Regions from separate parts of the Homo sapiens genome. Here regions 2 and 3 are each linked to region 1. A link is a loop called in an ENCODE intact Hi-C map of the cell type or tissue named here. Cell type or tissue: A673. All regions are shown on one strand.

Evidence for each region. Hi-C counts contacts between places; a loop is a spot of excess contacts. Peaks named below come from ENCODE experiments on the same cell type or tissue, not always from the same donor. Only the 100,000 strongest peaks of a DNase experiment are listed, where the experiment ranks them.
Region 2: a loop joins it to region 1, with 3.0 times the contacts of the local background. A loop is called at or near these places in 4 of 110 quality-filtered maps.
Region 3: it touches region 1 in a loop (8-fold over the local background); 3 of 110 quality-filtered maps call a loop at or near these places.

Annotation. Positions count from the first base shown.
Region 1 is chr2:211,875,685-211,883,684 of GRCh38, reverse strand. All of the region lies in intron 3 of ERBB4 (erb-b2 receptor tyrosine kinase 4), which reads left to right. Among named protein-coding and RNA genes, the nearest start is that of MIR548F2, 550 kb to the left of the region's middle. In A673, CTCF peaks have their summits at 3,993 and 4,192; a DNase peak (open chromatin) is centred at 4,164; H3K27ac peaks cover 481 bases.
Region 2 is chr2:212,001,485-212,009,484 of GRCh38, reverse strand. The region is part of intron 2 of ERBB4 (erb-b2 receptor tyrosine kinase 4); the gene reads left to right. Among named protein-coding and RNA genes, the nearest start is that of MIR548F2, 420 kb to the left of the region's middle. In A673, a CTCF peak has its summit at 4,206 (motif pointing left); DNase peaks (open chromatin) are centred at 4,194, 6,054 and 6,484; H3K27ac peaks cover 3,573 bases.
Region 3 is chr2:211,744,813-211,752,812 of GRCh38, reverse strand. It overlaps ERBB4 (erb-b2 receptor tyrosine kinase 4), which reads left to right. Exons shown (of 28, transcript NM_005235.3): 5 at 2,109-2,174. Among named protein-coding and RNA genes, the nearest start is that of MIR548F2, 680 kb to the left of the region's middle. In A673, a CTCF peak has its summit at 7,320 (motif pointing left); DNase peaks (open chromatin) are centred at 732 and 7,322; H3K27ac peaks cover 565 bases.

The sequences.
Region 1 (8,000 bases):
CCTCCCAAGTACCTGGGATTATAGGTGCCCACGACAACGCCAGGATAATTTTTGTATTTTTAGTGGAGACAGGGTTTCTTTCACCAACCGTGTTGGCCAGGCTGGTCTAGAACTCCTGACCTCAAGCAATCTTCACGCCTCGGCCTCCCAAAGTGCTGGGATTACAGGTGTGAGCCACCGTGACTGGCCAAGAGTAATGTATTTTGTTTTAATTTTATTTTTATTATTATTATTTTTTATTATACTTTAAGTTTTAGGGTACATGTGCACAACGTGCAGGTTTGTTACATATGTATACATGTGCCATGTTGGTGTGCTGCACCCATTAACTTGTCATTTACATTAGGTATATCTCCTAATGCTATCCCTCCCCGCTCCACCCACCCCACAACAGGGCCCGGTGTGTGATGTTCCCCTTCCTGTGTCTATGTGTTCTCATTGTTCAGTTCCCACCTAGGAGTGAGAACACGCGGTGTTTGGTTTTTTGTCCTTGCGATAGTTTGCTGAGAATGATGGTTTCCAGCTTCATCCATGTCCCTACAAAGGACATTAACTCAGCATTTTTTATGGCTGCATAGTATTCCATGGTATATATGTGCCACATTTTCTTAATCTGGTCTATCATTGTTGGACATCTGAGTTGGTCTTTGCTATTGTGAATAATGCCACAATAAACATACGTGTGCATGTGTCTTTATAGCAGCATGATTTATCATCCTTTGGGTATATACCCAGTAAAGGGAGAAGGTAGAAAGTGTCTGATCAGTAGATATTAGAACCCAACACAGATACAAGGAGATAGGTAATAGATATGGATTGAGTGAAGTGAAGATAAATTACATGAAGATTAACTTGATGTTGATTCCAAGTCTTCTGTCAGTCTCTTCAATTGTTAGAACTGGTACCACAGTGTAGCAATTATAAGCCTGACCTGGAGCCAGGTGGCTATACTTAAACAATTTTAAGAACTTCAGATTCTCAACCTTATTAGCTTGACAAAATTTTAATAATGATACATTTTTAGTAAGATGATAATATTGCTGTGTTAGCATTAAGGTATCATTTATTTCAAAATAATTTAAATATTCAGAACATTGCTGTGCCTCTCGTGTTTTTATGTGAATAATTTTATTATCTATTTTTGCAAAGAAATGAGAACAAACCTCACTATAGAGAAACCATATTTTAGTAATTGACAAGCAGTCATATTTATATTTATTATATTTATCTATTGAGCTATCTCTATATATGAGGGGACTTTTAAAAGTTCATCAGAAAATTGATTTAAAAGATAAAAATAAAAAATGTAAACTTTCATTCTCAGCATAAGCTCCATCAAATCCAAGACACATTTATAAACAATGATACCAGCCATTTAGTCCAGCCCTAAAGAACCGAGGGTCCTGGGAACTTAACCATGTCAATGCAGTCTCTTTCACATTATTAACTGGAGAATAATGACTACTCTTATTTTTTTATTATTTTTTTTAAGATTAGGAAACAAGTAAAAATGAGAAGGAGCTGAATCAGGATTGTAAGCTAGATGCCTAATGATTTCCCATCATAACTTTCAGAAAATTGTCCTTGTTTGATAAAGGGAATGAGCAGGGGTGTTGTTGTGGTGCAGAAGGACTTTCCCGTGAAGGTTTTCTGGATATTTTTCTGCTAAAGATTTGGTTAACTTTCTCAGAAACACTCTAATAGTAAGCCGATGTTATCTTTCTTTGGTCCTCCAGAAAGTCGAGAAATAAAATGCCTTGAGCATCCCCCCAAAAAGACTGCCACTGAAGCTGCTTCGTTGTCTGGGATAATATCCAAGGTTCGTTGTCTCATGGCTACAAATATCAAGGGCGCAGACACACAAAGAGTGAGCTTAACAGTGGAAGTTTAATAGACAAAAGAAGGAGAATAGCTCTCTGCTACAGAGAGGGGTCCCAGAAAAATGAGTTGCTGATTTCGTGGTGAAATGCAAGAGGTTTTATAGATGAGCTAGTGGAGGGGCGGTATCTGATCTACATAGGGTCCGAAAAACTGGTTAGACCAGTTGCGTCATTTGCATGGGGCACAAATCTCAGCCCCCCCGACCCCCACCCCAATCTTTTATTATGCAGGCAGGTTCTCTGACTGAGCTGCTCCATGTTGCCCATTTCTTTCTTGTCATACATGTGCTAACAAAAAAAGGGAAGATGGAGCTTCCATGGCAGACATACCTGGCCCTCAGGTAGTCCTTCTCTATTGGCGCAGCTGCCAGCATTCCCCCGTGCAAGCTTCAAGCTTGCTTATCGATGTTTGCGGCTCAGTATTTCAGGCTGCTCTTTGTTAGCAAAAAAATAATTTCTTGGACTGCTTTTTGTTAAAAGGGAAACTGCCGATGACTCTTTTGCCCTCACTATCTGCCTAAATAATTTATTTCTACCGCCTGTATCACCATGACCTTTGCTCTTGACCAGTCTGCTTTTGCTTTGGCCGAGACCACTTCCACTTCTACTTCTTGGTAGCCATTGCTTTTATGTGCTTTGTTTTTAGGATTGTAACGGTAATGCCATGTTTCACTTCTTTTTAAAATGCTTCGAAGACATTCTTTAGGCTCTTGGTCCTATTTGTTTAAAATTTCCATGGAAAGCTCTGGTCTTGTGTGCAGCTGATCTGAGTGCCATGGTCTTGGCACCCATTGAGTGGAAAGTTTGCTTAACTTTAATTTTCCAGTCAAAACTGAGTAAGCTCCACTAATTGAGATGTCTGTGGCATTGGATATTACTTGTGCCATTAAATTGTTGGTCCTCTTCAATTAGGGCACAAACAAGATGAATATTTTCCTTGAAAATTGATGTGGTTGGTCTGCCACTGCAGGTTTCATCTTCAATATTATCTTGTCCATTCTTAACATTCATTTGTAAACTGTTCATTTCTTTGGGACATTTTCCCCATGAACTTTTTGTAAAGCATCAATGATTTCACCGTAAATTTGAGGTGTATTTTTGCTTCAATTTTAGCAAGATTCATGTTGCTCTGATACAGGCTGTTTTCAAATGGATGTCTTAATGGTTCCTAGGGCCTCAGACTAGATCCTGTTCAGACATGTTATAACATGTTAGTATGGGTTTATTTTGGTGCAAATGTTTTTTGAAATCTGTGCATAGTTTTTTTCATGATACACATTTTTCACAAACTTTTTGAAGACCCCTTATGTATAGTCAAGTAAACAATTTGGTGTGAACATTTATTAGGCATCTACTGTGTATGCGCATGAGGGATAGACATAATAGGAGGATAAAAATATAGAGGAGACACTGTCATTGAAATATTTGGAGGTTCCCAGAGATGGAAGATATATACACACATTACTATAATGCGTACCACATAGTGGTAAATTCCCTAATAGATATTTTTAATGAATGGAAAAACAGAAGATCTAGCGTAAGACAAGGATTTTGTAGTGTAAGTAGCATTTTGAGCAAAACCTACTGTTAAAGAATGTTTGATAGGTAGAATTGGAAAGAGGTACATTCTAGAGACAGAAGAAAACAAAACACTGTCTTGGGTAAGAGAAGGAAGTTTGTATTTCAGAAAATATGAGGACATACCAAGGAGTATATAGCATATAGTTTTCAATAATATGTGAAAATTATTTTCACATATTAGTACTTATGAGACTATATGTTAAATAATAATTATGCTTTATTTATATATTTATTTTTGTTAATATATATTAATAATATATTGAGTTTAAATATATAACTTTCATACTTCTGGAATGCAGACTTCATTCTCTTACCCAAAACAGTGCATGTTTTGTTCTCTTCCTAGAATATATCTCTTTCCAATTATCCAAGATTATCTTCACATATTGGAACTTATAATATCATATGCTCCCCTTTTGTATGATTGATATTTCTTTGTGTAAATGTGCTATAATACACTTAACCAAACTCTCTGATGTACATTTAACTAGCTTCTAGTTTTTTACTATTATAAGTATGACTACTACACTGTTCCATTGTCAGCTACATTTTCCCTTTTATTTAATTAGGCTAAATCTTAAAAGGGCAGTCTCACCAAGAAAGATTCATACACATTAATCTTGGGTACAGATCCTATATTATCTTTCAAAAAGTTTTGTTAATTTATCCTCCTAACATAGTACATGAGAGTGCCTGTGTTGCCACACCCTGGCCAAACTGGCAATAACAACCATTTTGACATTTGCTAGTGTAATAGATGAAGACATAGGATATATTTATTTAAATTTGTATTTGATTATCAATGAGGTTAAACATCATTTTATTTGGTAATGTTCATTGCTTTCAATGGGAACTCCCTATTTATATATTTTGCCTGTTATTCTATATGGTATTCATCAATTTTCCTTATGGAATTATGAGCTCATAATCTTATTAATCTCTTAGCTATCATTAATGTTGCAAATATGTTTTTCTAGATTTGGGAAAAACAGGTTTTCACTAACCTGTTTTATGTTGTCTTTTTTTTTTATGCAGACATTTGTGATATTAAGTAGTCATTTTTGTCTAGGATTTTCTGTGTGAATTCTAGGGGAAAAGAATGTAGATAAGAATGCAGCATCTTCAACCAGATAGCTTGGGTTAAGATAGCCCCAGCATTTACCAACCATGACTTAATGTCTGTGTGCCTTTCATGTATTAGCTCCTTTCTCCTAGAGGGTTAGAGGACACACATAAATCAACACATGTAAAAGCACCTAGGAGAGTATCTGTTAAGAACTCAGTGAATGTTAGTCTTTCTTGTTATTATCATTTGTGCTAATTTTAAAAGACTTTCTCTAGTCAAAAATTATAGAATTATCCTGTGTTTTTCTCTAATGCAATTTTTGTTTTTTGTTTTTTTCTACTTAAAATTTTAATTTGCCTGTAATGCCAGCTACTCGGGAGGCTGAGGCAGGAGAATCACTTGAACCCAGGAGGCGGAGGTTGCAGTGAGCTGAGATTGCGCCACTGCACTCCAGTCTGGGCAACAAGAGGGAAACTCCATCTCAAGGAAAAAAAAAAAAACAAAACTTAATTTGTCTTAATTTTTTTTCCTAAAGTGGATAACTAATTTTCTCCATGCCATGTTTAAAATATTCATTATTTCTTGATTATTTTGATATTTATCCTGAAAACTGTAAATACCTACATGTATTATTAATGGAATTTTAACAATTAGACTTTTGATGTGATAAAAGAATGCTTTTGCTTTCAGCATATTTTTATGAAATTCATCACTATGCTAAAATCAAATACCTTTTATTACTTTTTCAATGAATACTATTGTATTTTCCATAATATCAATATATCATCCACAACTAATGACAAAGTTATCTCTTTCTTTCAAAAAGTTATTTTGTTATTTAAATTTTTTTTCTTTAGTTGTTTAGGCCTAAAGGACAATGGAAAATGGTTATAATGAGAGTGGCAACTTTTTTACTGATTCCTGACTCTAATGAGAACTGTTTTAAATTATAAGATAAATTTCGATGGAAGATTTTAATTTGTTTAGAAAAAGTTGTTTTAATTTCTACGGTGATACATTGTTTTTTGTTGTTGTTTGTTTGTTTGTTTTGAGATGGCGTCTCGCTCTGTTCCTCAGGCCGGAGGGCAGTGGCGTGATCTAGGCTCACTGCAACCTCTGCCTCCTGGGTTCAAGATATTCTGCTTCCTCAGCCTCCTGAATAGCTGGGATTACAGGCACCCACCACCATGCCACGCTAATTTTTGGATTTTTAGTAGAGACGAGGTTTTGCCATGTTGGCCAGGCTGGTCTCAAACACCTGACCTCAGGTGACCCGCCCGCCTCGGCCTCCCAAAGTGCTGGGATTACAGGCATGAACCACCTCGCCTGGCCTGATGCATTGTTACCGACATAAATTTAGTAAATTTGAAGACATACAATGTAAATAAAAATATTATCTATTATTTCTTAAACCCAAAATAATAAGTAGTTACATTTTGGTGAGTATATTCAGGTATTTATTTCCTATACAAATTGTTTTCATTTAAAAATGCAGAATCAGATTTTTCAATTTTGTAACATGACTGTATAGTAGCAAACATATTTTAATGTCTGGACTAATAGCAATATCCCTGAAATGGAAAAAAAAAAAGACATTTTAAAGAGGAAGGCGGCATAATCAGATACGTTCTCAGAAAAACCCCGAAAGTATGCTTGAATAATAGATTATAGTGAGAAAGAGTTGATAGAAAAACAGTGTTTATATAAAGTAAATCAATTTATATTAGGCTCAGCTATTAATGGCAAAACAGGCAATACATTAACTGTGGCTTAAATAAAAATATATTTCTTTCTCAAGTAAAAAAAGCATAATCTGGAGGTAGTGAGTTCAGAGCTGATCTGGCTTCCTGAATGTTATGACCCCACAGTTCTGTCTAATTGCTCATCCAACCTCAGCACATAAATTCTGCCATAGTCCAATAAGGCTACTCGAGCTTCAGCCACCACGTCATAATGCCAGCTGACAAGAAGCAAGAAGGGATAAAATACATATACCTTTTCTTAAATGTACTCGTCCTAAGAGTTGTACACACTGCCTCCACTTACGTCTTATTGTCCAAAATCATTCACTTATGACTACATTTAGCTAAAGAAAGGCTAATGCATATAGAAAGGAGAGGTTCCGTAATTAAGGAAGAAAGAACAAGTTATGAGCCTTTGCCTCAGTAGGCTTTTCAGTAGTTAAGATGTGGAATAGCAGTATTTGAACGGGAACAATGAAACCAGAAAGAAGAAAATAGATATAAAACTTTGTTAATTTTTTCATTTAATACTGTTTAATATTTAGGTTTTTAAAATATTTGTTTTGGCATGATAAAAAAACATTTTAAAAACTGATTACAATTTATATGAAGGAAAGTGGATCGATCTTCAGTGTAAAGCTTAATTTTTATATATGTATATACATTTAAACATTCAAAGTATTCCCGTTGCCTGCAGAAGATTCCCTCATGCCTCTTACCAGTCAATACCTGTCCCCTCAATAGCCAGAAATTATTAATAGTATTTAATTTCTATCCACATAAACACATTTTATGTGTTCTTGAACTTCACATGAATCCAATCATTACATATACCCTTTTATAACTGGTTTTTCTCACCGAACACACAGTCTCTATGATTTATCCAGAAAACAACACATTCATGAGGGAAAAGTATCTATTAATATTAACTAAAAAGAATAAACTTTAATTGCTCTATATAATCTGGTAAAATTTTGAAATAAACAAGGCTCCAGTATGAATACACATCGCATAATGGTGAAAGTGTAATTCTTCTCCTTCCTCTGTCTTGCCATTCTTTAAGTGGATGTGGTGTGATCAGGTGCATAACCATTTGTGAGATAGAGTTAGAGTAAAATTAAGAGTCTCTTTGACACATAAATCCAAAATACCTACTGACGTGTGCAAGGAAACACTCAGAATCAGCAAAATTGGTATTCTCTAAGTGTATACAATATTTTGGCAAAATGTGATGCTATTAATTTTTTGACTACTTTTCTTGATCAAAAATTGAATGTGTCACTGAAGTAAGTGAAGAGAGAAAGCCTTCTTATGACTGCTGAGTGCCTGTGTATTTGTCTATTTTAAAATTTATTTCAGAAGTACAGTCATGTGTTGCTTAATGGTGAGGACATGTTCTGGGGAATGTGTTGTTATGTGATTTCATTATCCTGTGAACATCATAGAGTGTATTTACACAAATCTAAATGGTATAGCCTCCTACACGTCTGGGCTATATGGTCTAGCCTGTTACTACAAACCAGTGCAGCATGCTACCATACTGAATACTGTAAGCAATTGTAACAAAATGTATGTGTGTATCTGAACATAGAAAAGGTACAGTAGAAAATATGGTATAAAATATTAAAAATGCTACACTTGTGTAGGACACCTTCCATGAATGGAGTTTGCTGGACTGGTGGTTGTTCTGGATAAGAAAATGAGTAAATGATGAGTCAATGTGAAGGCCTG
Region 2 (8,000 bases), 130 kb before region 1:
CCAAAATCAAAGTGTTGCTTCTTCTAATGGCTTGAGGGAAGAATATGTTCTTGCCCCTTCCAACATCTAGTAGCCCCCAAGTGTTCCTTGGTTGTAGCTGTGTTAACTCCAGTCTCTTTCTCTATCTTCACATGGTTTTCTTCTCTGAGTATTTCAAATCTCCTCTGCTTTTATCTCATAAGGACACCTGTTTTTGGATTTAGGGCCTGCCTGAATAATCTGGGATGATTTCATCTTAACATCCTTAACTTAATTACATCTGCAAAGATCCTTTTTCCAAAGAAGATCACATTCATGGGTTCCAGGTAGAAATATCTTTTTGGGGGGTTGGGGGACACCAAATCAACATACTACAGAAGTTATAATAAGTTTTAATGATTTTTATTTTGATAAACATATAACTAAAATTTCTGTTTAGAAAAACATATAACTAAAATTTCTGTTTAGAAAAACATTTTTTGCTGTAAGCATTTCATTTCATAGATACTCTAAATCTTTAAAAAGGGCCATGGTCAATATAGGCTTACTCATGTGAACTCTGTCCACAGGGGCTAAGATAAATGTCATGTAAAGCATGAATCTTGTTCTCTAAGTCAGAGCAGCTGCCAATTTACATGGCTGTGACTGAATGAATAGACTTATTTTAGGAACAAATATAGTTCTCTGAATGCTGTCAATTTCCTTATTTTCTCTTAGGAAAAGATTCTATTCATTCACACTCTTGAACTTCAAAGCAGTGTTTACCCCTGTGAACATTCTAATTTTGTAGATAAGACTAAATATGCTCCTATGAAATTAATCTAATGTAGCCAGCATAGTCTATGAGCCTGTCAGTAATTTTAAGATGTGTGGTTTTATGAATAGAGTACAGTGTTGTGAACTGTTAAAATGAGTATAGTCACTGTCTTCTCATTCTCTATATTGCTAAATACAATGACTGAATGTGCAGCGCTTTCAAAATTTTTGTATTTGTTCATTCATTTATTCAACAAATGTGCATTAAACAACCTACTAGGAGTTCATCAAGGGTGAGAAACATATTTAATTCATCTTCATGTCCTTGGTGTCCAACGTAATGATAATATGATAAGGAAGAATTTCTGTCATTTTGACATTTGTTTCTATCAGAAACAAATCAGAACACATTTGGCCAATGAGTGATTACTTAAATAAATAAATAAATCTCGACTGTGTCGTAGGGGAATCCAAAAACAAATGACATTCTCTTAAACTCGAGATGTATCATAATTTGCATTTTGTAATGTGTAAAACCCCCCTGTAGACTAGTAGAATAAAATAATGCTGATTAAAGATAAATGAATACAATTAAAGTTAGTGCTATCATTTGCATAGTTGCAAAAATACAGCTCAGTAAGTAATTGAAAATATCTTTCAAATGAAAAATGTTAACTTGAGACATTTTTAGAAATAAAATAGATGAATATGCTTATGTTTGTTATCCACTTATTCATGCATCTGTTCATTCATTCATCAAATATTTCCTGACTATCCAATATATGTAAGGCCCTTTGCCAATAGTGCTGGTTATGACCATATGGTGAAATATTTTGTGTTAAAGAATTAAACCAATTTTCTTGAATAAGGAAGACCCTTGACTTTTTAAAATTATGTTTAAATTTTTTTAACTTGGAAATTTAATATCAGATAACTATGAAATTGATCAAAGGAGTATTTTTAGTAATTATTTGTGTCCCTCATTAATATTCTTCTCAGGTAACTTCAAAATATCACAGATGTGAGTATAAAATCTATTTGTTTAGAACTGTGTAGTGCTTAAGGATTAGATAAATATAAGTTATGAATTTGGAGACTATTGATTTTTGACAAGCATTTACTTTATGTCCAATAATGTAAAAACATTAGCAGATAGGAAAATGTTTTTAAATGCAAAGGATTATAGGATGACTACGAGTAAATATTTTTAAAAAGTTGCTGAGTATTCTCTTTATTGATTAAAAAACAGAATAAAAATATTGATTTTTGAGTATTTCCTTTCATATGTAATTATATTCAGATGTAAATGTTAAGAAGGTGGTTTACCATAATAACGGGCATTATATAGTCATTTTATGGTATCGTAATGAACAATAGAGTAAAAATTAAAGAACAGATATAAGTTAATAGTCCTTTGATATTTTTGATAATTTTAAGACAGTAATATATAGCACAAATATCTTCCTTATTTAATTTTAAAAGACTTTTTTTCCTTTACAAACAGAAGAATGTATCTGAATTCTAGCACATGTAATCAAACAGATTTATCATCAGTTCCACCCCACTTTTGTTAACTTCTCTGTTCATTGAAGGTTTTGAAGATTAAATTATTTAATACAAATAATATAACCAAATAAGGTTTGGCATATTGACAGCAATCAGTAAATGTTGATTACTACTTATTATCATTACCATTTTTACTATTAGCAGTAATAGTAGTATAACCATATTTTAGCAAATCTGCAGCCATTCATTTGAAGTTGAATTATTATTTTAGGTAATAAAGAAAAATTCTGCTAATTGAACTCTAGCAAAATGTTTTCCTATCATTAATTTCATTATGCATCCCAATCTCAGTGAAGTTAAAATGTAAAGGGATGTCCAGCTTAAATCAATAAAATACAGTGTTATTTTAATAAATACATTGACAATGGAATTCTTTTTTCTTTTTTAAACCGGCAAGATACGTAAGCCTAGAAGACTATTGTCACAAGATAGTGATAGTATCTGCTTTGCCAGACAATCTATAGAAATTTGGTATACTTATCATGATCTGAAACCTGGTATATTGATGCTCTGAGCCACGGATCATTAGCCAAGGGGCCAATCAAAGCTCTATTAATAAGTTTATTTGCCTGAGTTTTGGGTTTTAGAATTAAAAATTCAGGCTATACTCGATGCCATTTTCAAAATAATGTATTTAAATAACCAACCCCCTAATAATTTTTAGTTTGGGTTATTTTCCCTAGGTATATTATAATAGGAATCATGTTATCTGGAATGATTTCAGTGCTGTCAAGGAGACTATAACTAGAAATATAATTATATGCTTGAACATTAGTTCATATTTAAGAACGTTGAGGTGAACCTTAATTTAAGATTAATTTAGAATCTTTATTAAAAAGGTCTTTGTAAAAACCTTTCATATATAATGAAAGAGGTAGATAAACTTGTTTTATAAATTTGTTTTTATACACTGAAAGTTTATTTATATATTGAAATATTTATTTTCAAAATGTGCAAGTTATTTTTTCTCAAAGAATAATTAGAAAGATTCTGGGATTTACCATCTTCTAAATACCTCCAAACACTATTATGCCACAGCACATTCAGATAAAATTCACTTGATGCATTGGTTAGGTGAACATTTTTGATTATCTATTTCAGAACTTGAGTCTGTTTGTATGCTTGTACAGGTTTAAATTAAGTTGGCAATTTTGTTCTTTCTTTTTTTTCTCCTTTTCAGTGGCAGGCCATAGTTTTATAGAAGCAAATTTTTGCAATCCTAATATGTAGTTTTTAGTGTTATTTATGTATTTATTTTTTAAGTAGAATTGAGGACTTGCTATGTTGCCTTGGCTGGTCTTGAACTCCTGGATTCAAACAATCTCCCGCCTTGGACTCCCAAAGTGCTGGGATTATAGGCATGAGCCACTGAGCCCAGCTTAGAGTTATCTTTAACATATTGAAAAATAGAAATATGGAAAATAAAAATTGGCTCAATAACTGGCAAAAATTTAATGCTTGAGCTACTTTTATACATTTTTACCATTTAAATCTGTAAGGTGTTGCTTTCCTACAAGAGGCTTTTCTGAACTACATATAGTGTTCCTACAATATATTTTACCTGAAGCTTATGTATTTGCTGCTTGCACTGTTTGGAACACTCTCCCAAAATTCCATATCTGACGAATTTATACTTTGCTTTGTTATCACCTCCTCCAGAAAGCCTTCCTTGTTCCTTCAAGGAACCTTGTGTCTATTCCTCATAACCTCCCGCTATTACAGAGCATTACATCATATTGTAATTTCCTTTCTTTGACCATGTGGATTTTTTTTCTTATTATTTGTGCTTAGCACTTTGTAGCTGTCCCCAAAAGGTGTCTGAATATAGTTAAAAATGATTTATGCATCTCATTCCCCATTGCTGTGCTATTGAAGGTGGTACTAGAGAGGTTCCAGGTCTGCCCTCTAGAGGTCCGGGCGGCAAAATTTCGAGTTCTGCTTTATGGCTAACTCCAGCTAGCAGGAGTGACTCTCACTCAATGGGATTCAAAAAGATTTCCTGCTTCGTAAATCTTTTTAAAAATATACACATATTGAACTCAAACACCTATATATGTTGATGTATATTGTGTATGTTTATGGAGTGGAAATCATTTTATTTCTCTGTAGTTGATAATTTGATGTATACCTTTTAAAGTTAATTCAATCATATAGCTAATATCAACATAGCTTATATTAGAGAAACAATTAGCCAATATGCAAATGAAGGATTAAGTAAGGACCTATGAGAAATAGGGGGAAAGGTAATTATTGACAATGTTCCAGATTCCTACCTTACTGAAATAATTAATCATGTAATTTAGTTAAATCAATCTCAAAAGCTATATATACATATTTTTACATATATAAAATATCAATATATATATGTAAGTTAGGCTAAAGGGGATTAGTTTTATAATATAAATCAAATATTAATACATATATTTTGGGGTGTGGCAGCATTGAAGAAATCTTTAATTGATTAATACCTCTCTGTAGTGTGATAGACCAGAGTCTTTCTCCCATGGCTCCTTACCTCAAAAGATGATGGGTTTTTTTCTTTACAATTCAATGCCAGGTAATGGAAGTCTCAAAGTCCTGGAATCAATCAGTCAAGTTTAAAAAATAAAAAAGTAAAGTTGGAAGACTGGCTTAGAAATCATTCCCTAGAAATCAGTTGGCAGACTTATTGCAAACCCAATTGACAGGGATAGGGAATTAGTCAGAGATGAGAAGATTTTATGGCTCAAGATTTGAAACAACTTCCAGTGTCAATAGGAATCGGGATGTCTAATGTGGTTCAGGCTAACATATGTACTCACTTTGGGAGAAGCAAAAGGAGATTTCTTTCTAGCATTTTGTGGGTATCTTATTTGGTGATGGATAGTTTATTTCCAAATAGGCTTCCAAGTTTGCAGGATGAGGGAGTCAACTTGATGTCTCAAAATACTGCCTGAAAGATAAAGATTCAAAATTTGCTGTCAATTAATGTATAGAAAATATTGTGAATAGTTTCCTTGATACAATTTTTTTAGCTCTACAAATATCTCTTTGCCTTATTGTTTCCATTTCCCATAGTTTATTTTATCTATTATCATAAAAATATTCCTGCAGTCCATGCATATCTGGATTACTAAGCAACATTGTGAATAATTTTATCAGTAGTAGTTATACTACTAGTAATAATTAACATTATTCAAGTACTTATGGAAGACCTGCAGTGTATTCACTACCTGTTTTATGTAGATTATCTCATTTAATCTTCACAAATGACACTAGGATATAGAGACTTTTATTGCATATACGTTGAGGGGACTGGAGCTTAGAGAAAATATATAACTTGCCCAAGGTCATCTGGCCAGGGAGTCACAGAGTTAGAACAAGAATCCTAGTCTTTTTGGTTCCTAAACCTGCACACTGGACCACTTTGCCCTATCAATCATGGGAACATTCTGGACTGGGCTGTGGAACAGGTCGATTAATACGCTAGTATCATTCAAGTTAATGTTTAATCATTTAACAAAAAAGTTTCATCATATTCCATGTTTTAAAATATTTTTATTATTTTATTTCTTAGAATATTTTTCATGTGCAATACGGTGGGGAGGAGATGGGGATTGTAAAGGGTGTAGCCTCTGATCCTTTTGTTACTTGGGTGTAGAGAGGTGGTGTTTTCCATTCCATTTAGTTCTAGGAAGTCAGCACGAATTGGCTGTTAGGTTCCCTGGCTCCAGACACTATTCTCCTGCCTTGTGTTCTCTGTATCTCTTTTGTTCATGTTGTTCTATTTACTTGCTCCATCATATTGAGTTATACGAAAAAACGCTTTAGCTCAGTTTTTCAAATCATTATTTGCTTTTCAGCTGCATTTTTTTTTTTTTTACCATTCAGCTGGTCAATTAAGATTTTTGTTTTGATATTCATTTGTATTGTCTTTCTCTCTCTTTCCTTCCTTCCTTCCTTCCTTCCTTCCTTCCTTCCTTCCTTCCTTCTTTCTGTCTTTCTTTCTTTCTTTCTTTCTTTCTTTCTTTCTTTCTTTCTTTCTTTCTTTCTTTCCTTCCTTCCTTCCTTCCTTCCTTCCTTCCTTCCTTCTTTCTTTCTTTCTGTCTCTGTCTCTCTTTCTCTCTCTCTCTCTCTCTCTTTTCTCTTTTGAGACAGAGTTTCGCTCTGTTGCTCAAGCTGGAGTGCAGTGGCACAATCTCAGTCCACTCTCCGCCTCCCGGGTTCAAGCAATTCTCCTGCCACAGCCTCCCGAGTCTGGAATTACAGGTTCCCACCACTATGCCCAGCTAATATTTTTTTACTTTTAGTAAAGACAGGGTTTCACCATATTGGCCAGGCTGAGGTCAAACTCCTGACCTCAAGTGATCCGCCCGCCTCGGCCTCCCAAAGTGCTGGGATTACAGGCGTGAGCCACCCCGCCCAGCTGACATTCATTTTTCAAACGTCTAAGACTTCTATATTTATTCATAACAAATTCATATTGCTTTATGGAAATGCAAAATTCTCTTGACTCTCCTCAATATTATTTACTGTGTTTATTTTAAACTTTCTTCTATTTGTATCATCATCAGTTTCTTTTGATGTTAGTACTGTTTGTTTGTTGCCTGTATTATAAGGGTTGCTTTTCCTTCAAAACGTGGCCCTTTTACCTGTTTATTTTATTTTTAGAATTTATTTTTGCTATGCTTTACATCTGGGTTTCATTTTTGTCTCATGACAAGCTTGCCTGTTGTCCTCTGCCCACCACAAGAGAATAGGTCTGGGAATAGAGTTATAATCATAAGGCTGTAACTGGCTCCAAATACAGTGCAATTAATCTCCCTGAAGAAATTTCTTGTACTAACTTCTGTATCTTGTATCAGCTGATCCATCTTTTAGATACCCTGAACAACTGCCACCTCTGAAACCCCTCTTCTGCATGTGTTTTAGGTTCTGGCTTCTTATGGTCTCTCACTAGAGCTGATTCCATCTAGTCTCTGGAAACTTTTGGTATATTTTGCTTTGCCAATATCAGTCTTATCTTGGATTTACTTATTAATCTTAGCATCATTTTTTGGTCATATAATGGGAGCTGGAAGTGGGAAAGTGAACATTGAGCTCAGTCTGCCATCTTGATACATTATTCTTGGTCATGTAAGTTTCATTTTACCAGCATCTGTTCAGTAACATTCAAATATGTGCATTTATTTAAAAACGGATACATAAATGTACGCCAAAATTATAAGTGGAAAATTCTCAATACTACCAAGTTTGTGTAATTTAATGGTCACGCTATTAATATGAAGCTAAATTTATCTTGTTTACTTCTTTATTGAAACATTATACGTGCAAATTTCTTTCTGAGACTGGCTGTAGAGAGGCTATTGCCTCATAAGATATTGATAATTTGGGGATAAAGCAATTTGTACATATTATTTTAAATGCCTCATAATGTTTCCTTCATATCAAGAAAAGAGATGCTATTTCATCTTTTCACAGTTCTTTTTCTTGCCATCACTTTGGAGTTGATTCTGCTGGACTGAGATCTGTCAGAGCAGAATAAACAAAAGACTTTTCTTAAAAAGTGTGGTTCTCATTCAAGCTATGCTGTACACAGCACATCTAACTGTGGTAATGAGCTGTTAAGGATTCCACTAATGGCAGTTTAGTAGCTGTAGCTAAGGTTTTCCCAACCAATAAATATAGTTTCCTTGGCTATTAGGCAGAAATCCTCGCAT
Region 3 (8,000 bases), 130 kb after region 1:
GTGTGGGTACTATATCACATTTTCAAATAGGTGGGCCTTGCCCTGATACCTTGTCAAGAACCGTCAACAGTATTTCTAGCAACATGCCTTTTTATATTGAATCTGGGAGCAGATGTCTGGGTGGCAAATTGGAATTTCAAGAATAAGAAGTTAAAAAATTAATCGAGTAAGAGAAAAACATTGAGAATATAAAAATGTCTAATATGAATTTTGTTACTTAGCTCCTTCCTTTCCTTGTTCCTTCCTTCCTTCCTCTTTCTTTACTTTTTCTTTTCTTCTCTTCTATTTGCTTTTATCTTTTCTTTTCTTTTTTTTTTTTTTCCAGTTAGGTAGTATTCTGGCCACAAAGAATAAGGCCAAATATTTTACAAGCCCCAAACATAATTAAATAAATCATAGATTAAATGGTAGATTATCTTATGCTTCAACTATCTTCAATTAACAGACCACTTAATGGATCAATTTAGAGGATTATACCAAATCTAAGAAAACACATTAACATTAGCTACTTTCTCATAAAAAAGTTTGTACTCCAAAAAGTTTTCACTGCTTCCTATTTTGTCTCACAGTCCTTTCTAATTTCCGCTAGTATAAATCAATTTAGATTTATTAGCTTTGTACAAAAGAACTCCTGTAAGTTTTTAATAATAATTATCATTATCACTGATTAAAGTTATATTGTTCAGGCCAGATGGAGTCCTTTTCCTGTCAGCTACAATGAGCTTGCATTATGTTGTTATAATGTGTTTGGCTCTAAATAAACAGATGGCAGAGTGACAGGATATTATACACTGGTGATGTCAGCGGCAATACTTCACAAATAGAATTGCTTTAAATAAACTCTGTTGTAGCAAAGATCCCCGTACTTTTAAGATGACTGGAATTGAACCTAAGTATTTTATTAACTTGGAAATAGTACAGTTTACTTTCTCAAAGGTAGACAATCTGAATGGTCTGAGATCCAGCCAGAGAAAGTGTCTTTTGAATCTGCATCTTAACCGTGTACTCATTTAACAGAATAGGCTCACTTTGGCAGTTTCACTGGAGGCGGGAAAACACTCCAGGTTGTAAGAACTTTCTGGTTGAGGAATTAAAAACTTGAATCAAGGAAAGATGGGAGCATCTGACGAGATGTTATTTGATGATATTTATAATATAGTTAACGTTGTTAAACACTTTAAATGGGAGAATCCTATTAACAATTAATATTAAACAATTGACAATGTTTAATAAGAAGCATTTAAGGAAATGTCATAGAAAACATTTCTGTTTATGGAAAAGTTTTAAGCTTTAATAGATTTTTAACATCTATATTTTATTCTAAAAATGTGTCATGTACCCACAGAAATTTAGAGTGAATCTATGAAATTCAGAAATAAGATTCAAAGGAAGTCGTTTTTATATGACTTCTTCCAGCTAATATTCTTTATTTTCAGTCCCGATGGGAATTTCTCTGTGGGACAACTACGTTTGTTGAGGCAAATACCTATGGTAGAAGAAGATGCCACTATAGGAGATTAAGGCTTAGAGTTGAAAATGCAAATAATGTTAATAAACATTTTAGAAGTATATATTAAAATAATTGAAATTAAGCTTTCAAAAGTATAGCTTAAATGCATGATTTTACCATTTATTCTAATGATTTTTCATGTGTTTGTAAAAATATATTCTTGTTCTCATAGATTTCCACTTATTTTTAACTGTTGCTTTACTTTTTAATATATGTTGCTCTCAGTAAGGTGTGATCTCTGGAAATTATATCAAGTAGAATAGATCAATAGAATAATAATGCTGAACAGTGAAAGTGAAACTTATTAACTATAATCATTTGCTTTTGATTTCCTGAGAAAATTCACAAATTCATTTATTTTATTTTCCTAAAAAATGATAAGAGGATTTGAATACCAGGAGGTTGTACTTTAGTTTCACATATGTTTGACATTCAGGTTTTCCTACTTAAGTGGGCATTTTATGGGCTATGTTTCAGCTCTAGTATGACATAAAAATCCTCATAAAGGAGCAGGAGTATTTCCTTTGAGGAGTTACTCCTAGTCAAGGAGTGAAAGATTATAACGTGCATGTCCTTTTTCCCTTTTCGTGTTCTGCAGGTGGACGTTGCCATAAGTCCTGTACTGGCCGTTGCTGGGGACCCACAGAAAATCATTGCCAGACTTGTAAGTGTTCATCAGTGAGAGCACACAGGTTTGATGTGGTCAAGGAATTTTAATGATTGGTCCATTTCATGCCTCTGGTCATCTAAAACATGAAATGAGCTATCACCTCCTTGTGGTTGATTTGCTTTGGGCCAAGAAAACTACCCGATTTTCATTGCTTTCAAATGAAAATTAATATATAATTGATTCTTAGGTTTCTTCGTGGTTTCTAGGTTAATGATCTCAACAGCACAGCTATGGTGATATTAGCTATAACTTTAGAGTTTTTACATCACTAGAAGTGGGAAATCCAATGTGTACAAAATAGTAACTCAATTTCAGGTTAACTGGGTCTCTCAGTCCTTTCATTAACTAGTTATTTCACTATTCATTCATTACAAAAGGAGAGGAAAGAAAAAAGAAAGGGTACTATGTACCCACTGTATTTTTCCAGGCACTGTTCCAGGCACAGGGATAAAAACTTTATGAATTATGGAAATAGTCACTATTTTTGACAATGACTATTGCCCTTAGTTTATACTGTTTCTTGGATTAGTCATTAGCTAAAGAAAATATGAAGCTATCATCATTGCTAAGACATATAGTAACAAAGCATACTAAATATAAAGACAAATAGCTATTTTTTTTTCAGCATTCTTAATGTTGTTTAGTACTCAAACCAGCACTGAACTTTCATGAAACTTAAGAATAAATGATTTCTTTAAAAAAGAAAAATAAAATGTCCTATACAAGTGGTAAACACTCATTCTTCCTGCTGCAATAAAAATGACTGAAATATGATATGGAAAAAATATAGTGACAAGTTGAAATATATTTCTTTGTTATCATAGATGATACAGAAAATATTAAAGATTCAAACATACAAATATTACACTCTTAGATGAAACTTTACAGATTTCTAATTTGTCTCAGTTCACATTTGTCTAGTTCTATTTGCTAGATTCTGTTTTAATAAAGAGATATAAAAGGATTATTTTATTGTGAACCACCAAAGAATAAAAATATAGGAAAAATATTTCCAATGATAAATGATTTCTTAAATTTATTAATTTTAATTCATGGGCACTCTCATATCCAAAATTCATGAAATGGAAAAGATTATAAGGTAAAATAGTATCTTCCCACGTGGGTCCCACCTTTTTCCCTCAGCTCTCCATAGGCAACAAATATTATTGGCTATTTTGGTGTATTTTTCCAAAAATAATTTATGCATACCCAAGGAAGTATGTATATAAGCACTCACCCCATTTTTCATTCAAATATTAGCATGTTTTGCATGTTGTACTACAGCTTGATTTCTTCAACCCATGCATGTGTATGAATTATTTGTAGTATTAATTTCTAGAGGTGAATTTGTAGGGTCATAGACATGTGGATTTGGAAATGGGTAGAGAACAGCAAAATGGAGATCTTATTTTCTATAGAGGTTGGATCAATTAGTTCTACCGAGAGCAATGTACATAAATGCCTATTTCCCTCCCTATTCTTTGGACGAAGTAGTTCATTAGGGAATTTTTGGATCTTTGTCAAAGGGTTAGATGAAACATAGTCAGTGTAGATTTAAATTAACTTATTTAATAGAAACAATGTTTTATGGCAGGAATGTATTGACAAGAATCTTAAACAGGCTTTTAAATAAGATGAGATTATTGTGTGAAATTCATTCACAATATTTGGAGATATTCTTTTAATAGCAAAGAATTGGAGGCTAAGTTGCATCCCAGTGCTGGTCTGACACGCATGTGACCATTTGCAGGAAGTCAAGTTCTCTAAAATAAGGAAAAATCTGCAACAGTTTGTGATGAAGTGGAAAGTAACCAAAGAGACTGTGAAAGTGCTAGATATCCACTGGTCATTTCATGGCAGAAAAAAACTACCGAGGTATCAAATTAAAAATGAGTTTTTACTCACTCACCTACTTATTTTATTTATTCACTTATTTATTTTACAGAGGGGTCAAAGAGGCTTCTGCAAAAGCTCCTTGTTGTGGCTGAGCCACTCTGGTGGGCCCAACCACACCCTGTCTCAGGCCCATGGGGTTCAGCCAGTACTGTTGAGGGACTCACCATAGATCTGAGGGAGGAAGGAGCTTAGATTTGGGAAACACTGGGGTGGATCCCTCTTCTGTTGAGTAGGGGCACTTAAGACACCCTGCTGTTGTGTTGTTCCTCCAGTGCTAGATCCCAGAACAAAATTACTTCCTCCCACCACCTTTCAGATTTCTCCTTTGGTTGCCTCTTGCGTTACTTTCAGGGTTTACAGTTGAATTAAACAGGTGGGAAGAAAAAGGTCTCTGCCATCTTTTCTATACCAGAAGTCTCATACAGTGTATTCAATAACACTATTAATTAAAATTAATAATACTATTACAATTAAAATAATTACTTTAATTATTATTTTCATCTGTGTCTTATTTTATGTGTATTTTTACAGATTACAAAATGCAGTGTATAGATTATATGTATCGATTTTACAGTCGTTCCTCCATATCACTGGTTTCCACATGGCAAATTCAACCAACTGCAGATCAAAAATACTTGGAAAAAAACAATTAAAATAATAAACAATTAAAAATAATACATATAAAAAACTATATATTATAACATCTATTTACGTAGCATTTACATTGTATTATGCATTATAAGTAATATAGAGATGATTTAAAGTATATAGGATGATGTGTGTAGTTTATACTCAAATATTATATGCCATTTCATATAAGGGAAGTGAACATCTATGGAGTTTGGTATTTATGGGGGTCCTGGAACCAATTTACTGCAGATACCAAGAAAGACTCTCTGTATACATATTATATATTATATATACATAGATGGTGAATATTTATTCTCAGATTGAGATATATGAGTAAAAAATGTGAAATTCAATCACTGTATTAGGGTAGAATGCAAAAAAAAAAGTTGTATGTCATTGATTATTAGGGTTTTCCCTAACTTTGATTGAAATTTTCCTTCAATTTATACAGTGCTAAAAATTCTGAACCTTTTAATTTATTTTAGTAGATCTGCTTCTGTTGGCTAAATTTCACAAAAGTTATAATTTCCACCAACATCTCTTATTTCTATAATAGACCACTTTCAGGATAATTGCCAAGCAGACACGTGGCCTTCTCCGAAAAATACCCCCTTCTAGATGGTCAGCCCCAGTAGCCATGTTTGTTTTATGGGACACTTTACCCTTTACTTCACAGGGCAGTGTTTATCAACCAGAAGTGATTTCTGCCCCACAGGAGACATTTGATAATTTGGGTTGTCATATCATGGAGGAGGGGTGGGAGGGATGATCTTCTGGCACTGGTAAAGTAGAGACCAGAGATGATGCCCTGCAATGCACAGGAAAGCCTCTTCCACCCCTACCCAAACAAAGCATTAGTCAGTACAAATAAAAATGTTAATAGTACTGAGGGTTGAGAAATCTTGTAATATGGGTGGATAATTGACTAGACTGGGCCAGTCAAATTCTCTCTCCAGAGAATTTAGATTTGGGATCCAAAAGTGCTGGTTACAATAACTTAGAAACTTGAACCTGAAGAGATGTTAAAGCTAATTGAGGTTTCCATTTTTGAACTACGTATGTTATTGAGAAGCAGAAAGAAACAGTCCCCAAAGTCACTAAAGAATAAAGCAGCCATACAGAGAGTTGAGGAAAGAAAGAATAACAATTTTTGACAATGTTTACCTCCTAGTTCTCTGGGTTCCGTGAGGTCCAGCTACACTGCTGTCCTTAGGTTCCATAAGAAACACGATGTTCTTCTAGTATATTTGAATGGAGGGTTTTTTTTTTTTTTTTTTTTGAGACAGTCTCCCTCTGTCACCCAGGCTGGAGTGCGGTGGTGCGATCTCGGCTCCGTGCAACCTCCGCCTCCCGGGTTCAAGCAATTCTCCTGCCTCAGCCTCACAAGTAGCTGGGATTACAGTCATGTGCCACCACGCCTGGCTAATTTTTTGTACTTTTAGTAGAGACGGGGTTTCGCCATGTTGGTCAGGCTGGTCTTGAACTCCTGACCTCAGGTGATCCACTCGCCTCGGCCTCCCAAAGTGCTAGGATTACAGGTGTGAGCCAGTGCACCCAGCCTGAATGGAGTTTTCTCACTTGCTACCAAACACAGGTGGGAGGAAGTCTTGACTAAGAAAATCATCAAGTTATAATTCATGTATCAAATCATCAGACGTGAAATTACTTAATTCAGCTAATTTTTCAGCATAGAAGCTATCCTTACTGTAATCCAAAATTGGCTTAACGGCCACTGTGCTTACTCCACAAAGCCTACCAAATTTAAACTCAACAAATTCATGGACCTAATAAGCAAGTACAAATTTTATTTTATTTTATATTATTTTGCTTTAGAGACAGTGTTTCACTCTGTTGATAGTGATGGGTTGTCTCTTTGTTGCCCAGACTGTTCTCAAACTCCTGGCTTCAAGCAATCCTGTCTTCTTGGCCTTCCAAAGTGCTGGGATTACAGGTGTGAGCCACCACACCGGCCAAATGTTAGAATAGTATACAAGTTAACATAGAACTTTATTAAATATTTCCATTTTAAAAATTCATTTTCACAATATTCCTGTGAGTTAAAGAGGGCAGTTACATTAACCCAATTTTACAATTGAGGAAATATAAGCAGAGGAAATGATTAAAGGGCTAAATTTACACAGCTAATACCTGGATTTTAACCTAAGTGTTCTTAATCTAGAGACAACTGTTTCCTGGATACAGTATTTTGTAACACAGTTTAGTAGTCGAGGAAGCTGGATTTGAAATTAGCCAAGAGATACAAATCTCAGTTGTTTCCAGTTTCTATCATGGGAAAATGACTTCATCTTTCAGAATATCATTACCATATCTATAAAATGGAGATAAGTATACTTACCTAAGGGTTTTTTTTGTTTTGTTTTTGTTTTTTTTCTGGCGGTGGAGGGTGGGGGGCACAATGAAATTCAACAATGCAGTTGAAGCTCTTAAATAATTTTTAATATATCCAAAACCCAATCAATAATAGCCGATATTATAATAAACTGGAAAGGATACTGTTAGAAAACTTATTCCAATTTAAATCTGAATGAATGAAAGTGGAAGGCAAACTCCTGTAGGCCAGTTCCACCTTGTGAAGTCTACTGACACCTGGTGGCTGGGACATGGAAGAGCAAAAACCCTGGAGTGGGGTTGGAGGCTGCCTGTCCTTGACATTCATTCCTGTCCTCTCTCTCTCTTAGTCTGAGCTACTTGAAAGCGAAATTACTTATCCATATTTAAAGAGCCCAGCATCCTGAGGCAAAAAGTATTTTGGAACTACTCAAAAATATACTTATTGTAAGATCACAATTTTAGAATTTAGGTTGTATTTTTTGAGAATTAGCTCTCACGAGAGATTCCATAACAATATGAGACCTCCAGAGACCCCATACAGTTGTAACACACGATTCATTTTTTTAAAGTCAGTTATTTTAGGCTTTCTCTAGATTTCCACTGACTCTTCTGTTATTTAAAACATAATATTTACTCTTAGGTCCACTAAAGATATACTTATATCTGACCCTGACTTAACTTTTAAAAAATCAGAAAACATGCTATGTAAGTTTTTGACAATATTCTGCTTTTGTGGATTGACTATATAAAAGTACATTTTAGAGTCTGAAAGATACAATCAGATGTTATTTACAAATGACCTATTTCCCTATGACTAAAATAAATTCACTTTAGTGAAGGCTTTTCTGGAAGTATTCAGCTTCATGATTTACCAAATATTTCCTTATTTTTTATGGATAATTATTCTTTGAGACTTTCCATACATTGGGGAAAAGAGAAAAA